2 separate regions of the Mus musculus genome follow, and region 1 is linked to region 2. The links are chromatin loops, found by intact Hi-C in ENCODE. Cell type or tissue: heart. All regions are shown on one strand. Each heading gives the region's core, and the rest is flanking DNA. Links, peaks and the distances in the headings are about the cores only.

Evidence for each region. A loop is a pair of places that touch in the nucleus more often than their neighbours do. Peaks named below come from ENCODE experiments on the same cell type or tissue, not always from the same donor. Only the 100,000 strongest peaks of a DNase experiment are listed, where the experiment ranks them.
Region 1: it touches region 2 in a loop (4-fold over the local background); 1 of 42 quality-filtered maps calls a loop at or near these places.

What each region holds. Positions count from the first base shown.
Region 1 is chr7:121,704,964-121,710,335 of GRCm38, reverse strand. It overlaps Usp31 (ubiquitin specific peptidase 31), which reads left to right and starts at 2,894. Exons shown (of 16, transcript NM_001033173.2): 1 at 2,894-3,700. The coding sequence starts at 3,083. In heart, for the core only: no CTCF peak of the experiment used is centred there; DNase peaks (open chromatin) are centred at 2,815 and 3,525; H3K4me3 peaks cover 2,308 bases; H3K27ac peaks cover 1,594 bases; H3K27me3 peaks cover 894 bases.
Region 2 is chr7:122,065,716-122,071,087 of GRCm38, reverse strand. Ears2 (glutamyl-tRNA synthetase 2, mitochondrial) reads left to right here and starts at 4,002. Exons shown (of 9, transcript NM_026140.3): 1 at 4,002-4,183. The coding sequence starts at 4,045. Ubfd1 (ubiquitin family domain containing 1) reads right to left here and starts at 3,890. Exons shown (of 7, transcript NM_138589.2): 1 at 3,604-3,890; 2 at 3,095-3,424; 3 at 2,099-2,307. The coding sequence starts at 3,805. In heart, for the core only: CTCF peaks have their summits at 2,886 (motif pointing right), 3,809 and 4,018; a DNase peak (open chromatin) is centred at 3,787; H3K4me3 peaks cover 3,417 bases; H3K27ac peaks cover 2,320 bases.

The DNA.
Region 1 (5,372 bases), core at 265-5,264, 360 kb after region 2:
CTGCCCTGTGGGTGCTGGGAATTGAACCAAGGTTCTCTCAATGCACCAGTGTTTATTAAGACTTCCAGTACACTGCACATATATGATGCATAGATATACATTCAGGCAAAACATATTTATACACATAAAAATAAATAAAATCACCGGCAGTGGTGGCACACACCTTTAATCCCAGCACTTGGGAGGCAGAGGCAGGTGGATTTCTGAGTTTGAGACCAGCCTGGTCTACAGAGTGAGTTCCAGGACAGCCAGGGCTACATAGAGAAACTCTGTGTTGACCAATAAATAAATAAATAAATAAATAAATAAATAAATAAATAAATAAATAAAACAAAATCATAGTAGTAGTAGTAGTAGTAGTAGAAGAAGAAGAAGAAGAAGAAGAAGAAGAAGAACAACAACAACAACAACAACAACATATTAGTGCTCCAACAAGGGACTCTTCAAAGCCTGTTCTTGAAAAGCCAGGATTGGATGGTTTGGGTGTTCCTAGAGACCAATAAGTCTAAACTAGTAGGAGAAGCTTGGAAAGGCAGTTCTCAGATATTCCTCCAGAAACTCAAATGTAATTTAGATGTTTTCTTGTAAAATAAGCAATCTTAACTGAGTACCCTGAAACAGTAAAATGGGAGAGGGTCTTGTAGATCGAGCCTGCAGTTTACTGAAGTCTGTGGTGGCTTGAATGAAGGTGACCCCATAAGCTCATGTATCTGAATGCTTGGTCCTTAATTAGAGGAACTGCTTTGGGTTTTGGGAAGAAGTAGGAAGTGTTGCCTTGTGTGTCACTGAGGGTGAGCTTTGAGTTTTTGAAAGCTCACACTAAGCCCAGACTGGCTCTGTCTTTGTTTTTGTCTCTGTCTTTTTCTGTCTCTCTGTCTCTGTCTCCCTCTCTTGCATGCATGCACACACACATTCTTGTTCTTGCTCTCATTCTCTCTGCCTCCAACCTTTGGGTGAGATGTAAACTCTCAGTTACGGCTTCAGCGTCATCTCTGCCCACTTGCTGTCCACAATGATGGTGATGGACTAACTCTGAAGCTGTAAGCAAGCCCCTGATTAAGTACTTTCTCTTACCAGTTGCCTTAGTCGTGGTAACTTCACAGCAATAGAAAACAACTAACTCATTGTCTGTTGAATTCCAACAGGGTCAAGTTAATGGTATGGCCAAAAGGTTCTAAGAGAGTCTGCAGAAATGATGCAATTAATGAAGGCAAGATTTTAGAGATGAAGAGAGGCAAACTAAATGAGGAAGTTCAAGGAAAGATACCTGGAGCAGATGGATCAGCTTGGGTAAAGGTTCACAGCTGGGATCAAGTCGTTAGAAGCAGCAAGCATGTGTGCAAAGGTGGAGGGCCACAGGCTTCAGTTTCTATTGTGATCTAGTGGCATTCTTTCTGATGCTACAAGGAGCCCAAGGTACAGCTAAGATGGATGTTTTAATTAGGAGGTAGAAGTGGAGGGGATTTGAGCCTATTCAGAGCAAACCAAGAGCATCATTACAGGATACCATATTTAGTATTGAGTAGAAATCTAGAGGCCAAAACTATTTGCTTTGAGATGGGTGTAGGGTGGCCTTTCTATCTTTAAAATGTTATGGGCTTTCTTTCCCATTATCTGTTTTTTGCAGTAACCAGGGCTCAGGCTCATCTCTTAGCAAAGAGAACATACAAAGAGAAGGTCAGAAACCAGTGGATTTTGAGTAGTAGGCAGCCTTAATGCACGCTGTTCTCCCATGCAGTTTTTTTTCCTTTAAAAAAAATTGAACCAACATTTAAAAATAGAATTTCCACCTTTTCTCTAAAAATCAGCTGATCTGGCAACACTAAGCCCTCATTCTCACATGGGAACAACTGACTGGAGGTGAGCGAAAGCCATCTCTTTAGAAGAATGTTAATTAGCAGGTTGCCGCTGTCCACAACATTTCTTGTATTCCCAAGATATGTGAAGTATGACCTGATCAGCAGATGACCGACCCCTCACCAGGATTCTTTGTTCATTGCTATGACCTATCTAGCCTCTGCGATAGTAGTGCATCTGTGACCCTTGGTTTAAAGGTTAAGTCTTTGAGCCAAACTTGGGTTTAAATGAGATGTCAAAGGCACTGAACTGAAAACCAAGGAAGGTATTCCATGATTGGCATAGTGTGTGGAATACAGAGGTAATCATGAATGAATACCTACTGAGAGTGTACACTATAGGAAGGCAAGCAGAAACTCAGTTAGTTTCAGTCTTGTCGTATCCTTAGAGTTTAGTACAGTATTTGGCAAACAGCAAGTGTTCAGTTGCTATATTTACTGAATGAATGGATGGATGAATGAATGATTGAATGAATGAATGAGCAAATGCTCAGTTTATTGAGTGATTAAAGGGAGAGCTCAGAGGATTTAAAGGCTGTATTTTACAAAACTTTTCAGCAAGGCAATTCTAATAATATTACTTTGCTGAGACCTCAAGGTACATCCTGAAAGAAAAGCCCACCAGAATGTGCCAGCTCCGTGACCACGTTCGGGTGGGTACGCGGCAGTCCCTCGGGAGCCAGGCTGAGTTAACCCGCCTGGGACAAGACAAAGCTGTATCTATCAGCTCCTCTGCCACCTGGTACGTGGCAGCTTGATTTCAGTACTTTCTCTAGATCTTTTCTATTTGACAAGCAAAGACAGAGACCCACCCCTAAAATCCACCATCCAGCGCCTGCCCTAACGTTTAGGACCGTGCCCATACTAAACATGGCCAGTCTTGAGCTTCAACACGCAGAACCACGCCCTAAGCCGAGGGAGTCCTTGAATCAGGGTTCAGGGAGAGAGCTGTTCCCACAGTCAATATGGCGGCCTCGCAGCTTCAGTGCGGGGCGGGGCTGCGATGCCAGCGAGTCACGTGAGCTGCCCACTTGGGCGGCCGCGCGACGCACGCGCGCCCCTCGGTCGCCGCTCTCTTGCTCGCTCTCTCCGCGGCGCTCTGAGGTGGTGTAGGGCGTGAAGCCCCCCGGGCCGGGTGAGGCGCAGGCGGCGGGATGCGGCGGCGGCCGTGGCGGAGTCGCGGTCCGGGCGGACTGGCGCGGTGATGAGCGTCGGCAACCGCCGCCATGTCCAAGGTAACGGCGCCCGGGCCCGGGCCGCCGGTGGCGGCGGGCGGGAAGGAGAAGCGCTCGTTCAGCAAGCGGCTGTTCCGGAGTGGCCGCGCGGGGGGCGGCGGCGGCGCTGGCGGCCCCGGGCCGGCCGCGCCCTCGTCGCCGTCGTCGGCGCGCTCGGTGGGCAGTTTCATGAGCCGCGTCCTCAAGACGCTGTCCACGCTCTCGCACCTCAGCTCCGAGGGCGCCGCCCCGGACCGCGGCGGCCTCCGCAGCTGCTTCCCGCCCGGGCCGGCCTCCGCGCCCACGCCGCCGCCGTGCCCGCCGCCGCCCGCCTCGCCCGCGCCTCCCGCCTGCGCCTCGGAGCCGGTGCCCGGCGTGGCGGGGCTCCGCAACCACGGCAACACGTGCTTCATGAACGCCACGCTGCAGTGCCTCAGTAACACCGAGCTCTTCGCCGAGTACCTGGCTCTGGGCCAGTACCGGGCGGGCCGACCGGAGCCAGAGCCGGAGTCGGAGCAGCCGGCGGGCCGCGGGCCGCACGGCCAGGGCGAGGTCACCGAGCAGCTGGCGCATCTGGTGCGGGCGCTCTGGACGCTGGAGTACACCCCGCAACACAGCCGCGACTTCAAGGTGAGCCCGGGGCGGGGGGCCTTGGAGCTCGGGCGCTTCTTGGGCTCCTCCTCTTCGGGCCGGGAGGATTTCTGCGCTGGATGCTCAGAGAGTTCTGGAAGATAACCCAGATGACAAAGGAACGCATTCCTCCCACCATTCATCCAGCCAGCTTGGCTTCCGAGCGCCAGAACATGGGCGCCAGGTCCTGTGATCCGCCTTGGGGATGGATGTTGCCAGGACCAAGACCCTGCCTTCATGGAACTTCAATCTTTGGAGCGGGTATTGGTGGGAGAGTATCTATCCATCTGGGTTCGAATCCGGCTTCTGCTTCTTAAGTAGTAAACCACTGAGCCTCTTTATGCTCCCGTTTACCTGGTACTTACGTTTAGCAAGTTGACAGGTTACGTTGGACAGCGAGATTACCCAGTTTGGGCACTTCTAGCGGGTTCAGTGTGATACATAAAGTGCTTTAGCTATGTTAGTACCGTTCATGCTTAGTGCTTTTTTTTTTTTCTTTCTATTCTTAAGTACAATGAACCAGGTGTTATCAGATAGTACTTTGAAGAAGGCAGAACTTGATGATGTAATAGATGGAGGAGGTGGTCCTGGCCCTTGGCTTGCAGCTGCCCGTGTGCACTAAGAGGATGAGATTGGGAAGCAGAGGAGTTTGCTGGTCCAGATGGTAAGGGTCATTTAGGCTATCCTAAGGAGTTGGGTTCTTACTGTAAGCTGAGCAGAGAGGTGATTGGAGATTGTATGAGGGATACTTTGAGGTGGGATATGGGTATGATATTAGCGAGAATGGAGTCGGACAGTGAAAAAATAAGTTTTACCATTCCTTCCCTCATTTCCTCATGCTTAGAACTCCACAGTTTGATAGTTGCCCCCATTTTTTGACAGTTGTCTCACCCTGATTTTCTACCAGCCTTCTTTATTTTTTTGAGACAGGGTCCCACTATGTAGCCCAAGGCTGACTTTCAACTCGAGATCTTCCCGATAGCCTTCTGTGTGCTGGGATCAACCTACCCCTCTCCACTGCTCTTCTAAAGAAAACAAATATCAAGTTTAGAGACGTTGGTAGACAACATTAAAAAATATTTACATAGGCATGGGGTGTGTGTGTGGCATTTGTGTAGAGGTCAGAGGACGATTTGTGGAGTCGGTTCTCTTATTCATTTATGTGGGTTCTGGGGATTTAACTCAATTTGTCATGTTTACCTGATGGTCCATCTTGTCAGCCCAACAGTAGCTAAATTTAATAAGGTTATTATGCTTTTATTGTTTTTTTTTTCTCTCATTTGTCTTCTATTTATGGCAAGTGGTACTGGTTTTCCACTGTGCTATCAAGTTTCTCTCTAAAATACCTTTCTCTAAGTCCTGATTGGATGGCAGGCCTGAATGATGATGCAGCTGAGAAGTCTGCTTTGGCTAGGTCCTGCCTTCTTGCTGAAGAGCAGCACTGCCACTGCCTACCACTACCTTTTCAGTTGTTTTTGCTTATAATGCATTCATATTGCTTAAAAAGAAAAAGCGTTAGCTGTTTGATCTTGAAATTTTGAATGGAAGTATTAGTCTGGAACGAGGACTAGAGAAACAAAGATTAATGTTACAGGTCTCCAAGTAAGAAACCAGGAGAACTGCATTTTGTGTAGGGTCCCACTTCTTTGTTTATAGTTACCCACAGGTAGCC
Region 2 (5,372 bases), core at 207-5,206:
GGGGTCATTTTTGCATTATTATGGAAAGTCATTATTATGACAGAAGTCTTCTCTACCCCACCCTCAACCCAGCCACAAAGAAAACCCAAGGAACCACATTTTGAAAACAGAAAAATGCTGACACCCCTATACCCTACCATTAAGAAGCTTCCAAGCCCCACTCCTGCCCTCTACCCCAGGACCCAGAAGTTTAAGCTCATAGCCCTCAAATGCTTTCATTTCCTTTACATCTGTACCTTTACAGGTACAGTAGCTGCTTGGTAAAGCTGGAACTGTAGGCCAATAAATGGACCAGGGGTAAAACTAAGCCAAATGTAAGCATTAACAGGCAGTGGGCCAATTGAAACCTTCACCACTGTCACAGCAGAACACTGTGGTAGGGTTGCTAGTGAAGGGCTGTTGCTGACACCAGCCTCAGATTCTGGAACACACTGATCAAAAGCCTACTGAGGGAGTGGAGTCTCATTAGGTCGTGCTATGCCTCGTAACCAGTGGCATCACCAAAGCAAAGCAGCACAGACTGGAGTACAGTTTGAGTCATACCTTGTAAGGACCTTTGGGAGCACTGTCCCTGCACTGTGATGAGCAGCTCTAAGCCTGCTGACCCACCATTAGTAACCTAAAACCCATATTTACAAGGCAGGTTATACACTAAGGATTTGACAGAGGACAGTTCTCACATTTTCTTCATAGGTATGTCAGGGGAAGATAGAAAATACCAATGACGTCAACAAATTACAGGAAATTTGGATTCCATATGTAGGGATTAAAATGGTTCATACAAATAATTACTTTTAGATCATAATTCATCTTTTCAACATACAGCGACTCTGCTTTGCAGTAGAGCATGTGTTATGATTGACAAGGTCACAGGCTCAATCCCTAGCACCAAGTACAACACAAACAAATACCCCGAGGAAAGCTGTTTTGAAATCAAAGTTTCAGAGATTCCGTAAAGATAACACAGTTTTCGAATGCTACACAATATTCTCTATGGTATCTAGGGTAGCCACTTGTCACTAAACATATTTCTTTCAAACACATTCGTGTTTCCATCAAAAAACATTAATATAGTATAACTATTCCCACAATTCTGTTTCAATTTTACTGCCAAATTTGTAAAAAAAAGACTTTTTGGGTTACAAAGTAAACATGGGTGTGTAAAGGAAAACCATCTTTCTTTCTCCCAGTGCTGGCAATGCGCCTTTAGTGTCAACTGTCCCTCAAATGCTGGTTCAAGTGAGACCTACTCTGTTGAAGATACAGAGTAAATAAAAAGTTCGTAATAGACTGGAGCAGCTCAGTGCAGGCTTCTTATCTACTACCAAGAGTAAGACTCTAGCTTCAATCCTCTGTACTGTACACACACACACACACACACACACACACACACACACAATAAACAGGCATGATGGCACATGACCATAAACTCAGACCTAGGGAGTTAGAGACAAGAGGATTGTTAAAAATTCCAGGCCAGCCATTCTCCAAATCATGTTTCAGGCCAGTCAGGGATAAAGAGTAAAACCCTGTGCCTCAAAAAACAAGCACACAAAAATGAGCAGGAGAGATAATACAAAAACTCAGACTCCTTCATGAAGAAGGACCACTATTAATACAAAACAAAACAAGTGTCAGTATCATTTGCTTCAGCTTGGTTTGACTTCCTGAAATGGTCAGTTTTAGGGGAACCTCTAAAATCTGTCCACTTCCATACCTTTCCAGAATTGGATTTTCTGAACTTGACAAGACACACAGACACAGAAATCAAATGGGAGCAGTTAGAAGGAACAAGGGCTTAATTCCAATACTGGTCATATTCTCTGGCACTACTAAGAGAAACCCACTTGTGACTTCCTTTGCTAACTCGCTAGAGTCTCCCTTTACAAAGGCCTTATCCTAACGCGGGAAGTCTAAGCACACTGACCCACCAGATGACAAAGATGCATATTTCAGGTAGCTGTCAACTCCACTCTGCTGCACCCAACTGCTCCATACATTTCCATCATGGGCCCTGTCCAGAAAGGAGCTTATTCTAGGGAGACTGTAACCAGTCTCTACATTCCCAGGACCACAAGCAGATGCCGAATGGTCTCACCTTCTGCCTGCAGAGGGGCTCCTTCTTGTTTTCTTCAGCCTTTGCATCCTGCTGGGCAGCATCTTTCGGGGTGTTTACTGCTAAAACATCATTTATAGTAGAACCAACCACCATGATCTTGGCCCCACTGGTCACTTTTATTTCTCTCAAAGTCTTGTCTTCAGGAACAAGTCCTTTATACATGACCTTCTGCATGGCAGGTGGGAGACCTTGACAAAAAGTGGAAAGGAATAAGCAGGAAATGCGTGGACCATCCCCCTTCTATAACAAAACAGGAAGTGAATACTGGTCCATCAACTATCAGCTTTGTGAACTTGAAGGAGTTCAGAACACCAGGACTATTTGATTGGTAAAACTTGGTCCTTCTACATGAATGTAAGGTATTTAGAATTGTTTGATGTCTAGGTATCATTGTTTCCAAGTTATAACTCTATCTTCTATCCACTTAAATACTGAAAATTCCCAAGTGTAGGAGATACAGAAAGCCAATAAGCTTTTTACCCGATACATGGAGAAAGCTTTAAGGAAAGTATTTCAAGTAGCAAACCAAAACAAATAAAACGGCCATGTATGAATATTTATAAAGGGCCATTAGGACAGTTGATAACACTGTTTCATGAACTTCCCTTATGAAACTGATCTGTCTGCTGAAAATAAATCCGTGGCTAAATACTGGACCTGTTCAGAATCTCCTGTAAAGTTCATAAATACCGCGCCTAGCAATGACAGTCCAACATTAGTTAGAAGGGTGAGCCTTAATACTCAAGATTCAGGCTTGCATCTCACTCCACCACTTGGTGGTACCACTATCATTCTGGGCCTAATTTTCCCTCTCTGATTACTAATGGACATACAAGTACTGATTTCAGAAAACTGCAGTGAGGATAGCGGGAGTCTAGGCGCAAGAAAATCGCTAACAGTTTAGCACGACGTAAGCATCAAGAGCTAGAAGGTAGGTCGTGGGTAGAAGCAGTCGGGTGTCAGCTCCTCGAATACCTGTAATGGAGTGAATCTTCTGCTTTAGCTCGGACCCCGTGCTGTCCAGAGGGACCTTCACGTCGTGTTTGGTCTTGTTCCAGATTATCTTCAGATCCACCAGCTCCTTGCCCACACCGCCGCCCGCGTCCTCGCCGTTGCTGACCGAGGCCTGGGCCGCAGGGTCCCCAGGGGGCTGGGCCGGGGCCGGCTGCAGGTTGCCTCGCGCGTCGCAGGAGTCCTCCGCCGCTGCCCCTACGGCTGCTTCGGCCTCCACGCAGTTGAGGGGCCGTGCGGGCGCCTCGGTGGCCACAGCCTCGGCCTCCGTGTCCATGCCTGGCTCCTCCATGCCTGCAAAGGGGTTAGGGGGGTGGGTGCTCGCCACGAGCCCGGCCTGCGACGAGAACGGGCCCGGGCACCGTCGTTGCCGCGCCACGCTCCTCCCTCCGGGGCCAGGCCCGGTCCCACGACCCCGGCAGCGTCCGCAAGCTCTTCAGCCGCCGACCGACCGCCTTCCCCGCCACACTCACCATCCGGGGCTCCGGCCGCCGCCATGATGATTGTGTACAACACCCACCACGACCGCAGGGGCCGCCGGGAAGAAGCGAGCTGGCGGAGATTGGCCCCCGCACCAGCCCCTAATTTCACACAGGCTGGCCGGAAACAGGTGGAGGTTTCTATGGAGACCCGCCTCCTCCGCTTCCCGGGCCGGCCCCTGCCACGCTTTAGCATTCCCGCAGCCGGAGGGGGCGGGTCTGGGAGATCGCCTGCTCGCAGCGCTCGGTCCCCGAGCGGCGGCGCATCGCCGCCCTAGTCCAGAGGGGCGTGAGCAGCCCAGATAGGCGGCTTACGCCTTTAAGTGGCAGGGCCGCGCTCGCTGTGGCGAAAGTTGATTGGTTGGAGTGATTTTTTTCCCCCCCGCCGAGCGGAAGTGACGCGCGAAGGAGCCCACGTGTGTGTTTCTAGTCCACATGGCGGCGCCCCTCAAGAGGCTTCTGCTGGCCGAGCCGCACGTGGTGGCCCTCGGGCACCGCGTGGGGCGGCGCGAGGCCAGTCTGGGCCCAGATCCCGGGGCCCCGGTGCGAGTGCGCTTCGCTCCCAGCCCCACAGGTAATCCTAACGGACGTGACGCCGCTCGCCGCAGCCCACCTTCCCGTCCCCGCCCCCGAAAGTTCCAGAAACAGTCCCTTCCGGGGTTGTCTGCGCGACCCCGTTTTAAAGAGACGGAGGTGGAGGGCTAGGATTTGAAGTGATTGAGATTGCTAGAAGTTTCCTTGTTGTATTGTCTCTGTCCTTTCTTATTGCACGCTGTGTGCAGAGCGTATAGACTTTATGCCAAGGCCTATGCGCTATAATGCAGTGGTCATTGAAAAGTCAGGGTTCTGGCTTTGAAGAAACCGACAAATCCTAGAGTCATATGTGTCCATTTTGGCAGTGAAGCGGGATAGGGCGCCCTAGAAGGTATTGCTGAAGAGGTAACATTTGAGTTGAGAACAAGTGTCAAGAAGACCCGCTTGAAGCCTAAGAGGAAACGACATGCACAAAAGCCTGAGTTTGCTGGCAGCTTAGCAAGTCAGAAGAAAACAGAGGCCCATGTATATCTTGCTAGGAATTCTGTGTCTCCTCCCTTCCCACAAATTCCCAACCTTTAGTTCAAGCCACCTTCTACCCTGTTCACACTGAGCAACCGTTCATTCTAGGTCTAGGGTCAGCAGGAAAAGATATTTCTGAGTCTCAGCTGCACAGGAAGAACGCATTACCTCCAGGCAGGCAATGTAGATTGTGGAACTTCGATATGTGGTAGAAGCCCTGGTTCATAGTTAACTGTTGTGAATCTGTTTTTAAGACTGATATAAACGAAACTGCTAGGGAGAAAATGAGTGTCTCAAAACCGAGAGAACAAAATCATCTTTCTTTTTGTTAGTCTCAGTGATGTAAAATAGCTTATCAAATGACTGCAAGTATCTAAGTATCACAGTGTCTGTGTTTACCTATGGTCAACATGAACTGGGATACTCACCTTGTTGGAAGAAGCACTTATGCAGGCATCCAAGGCCTGGCATTTTCTGCATCTATATTTTTGTCTTTGCCAATCCCTAGATGTGTTGCTTTGGCAGAATTATTTGCTCTGTTTATGTCCCAATTTTGTGATTTGTCAAGTAGGGCTAATAATAGTGCCTGTCTGACGGGTTTGAGCCAGTACAGCAGAGGCACTTAGCAAGCACTGCCTCTACTACAATTACTGTTTTCATTTCTTTGCTGACTGGCAGGAAAAGCCCAAATGGGAAAGAGTTGACAA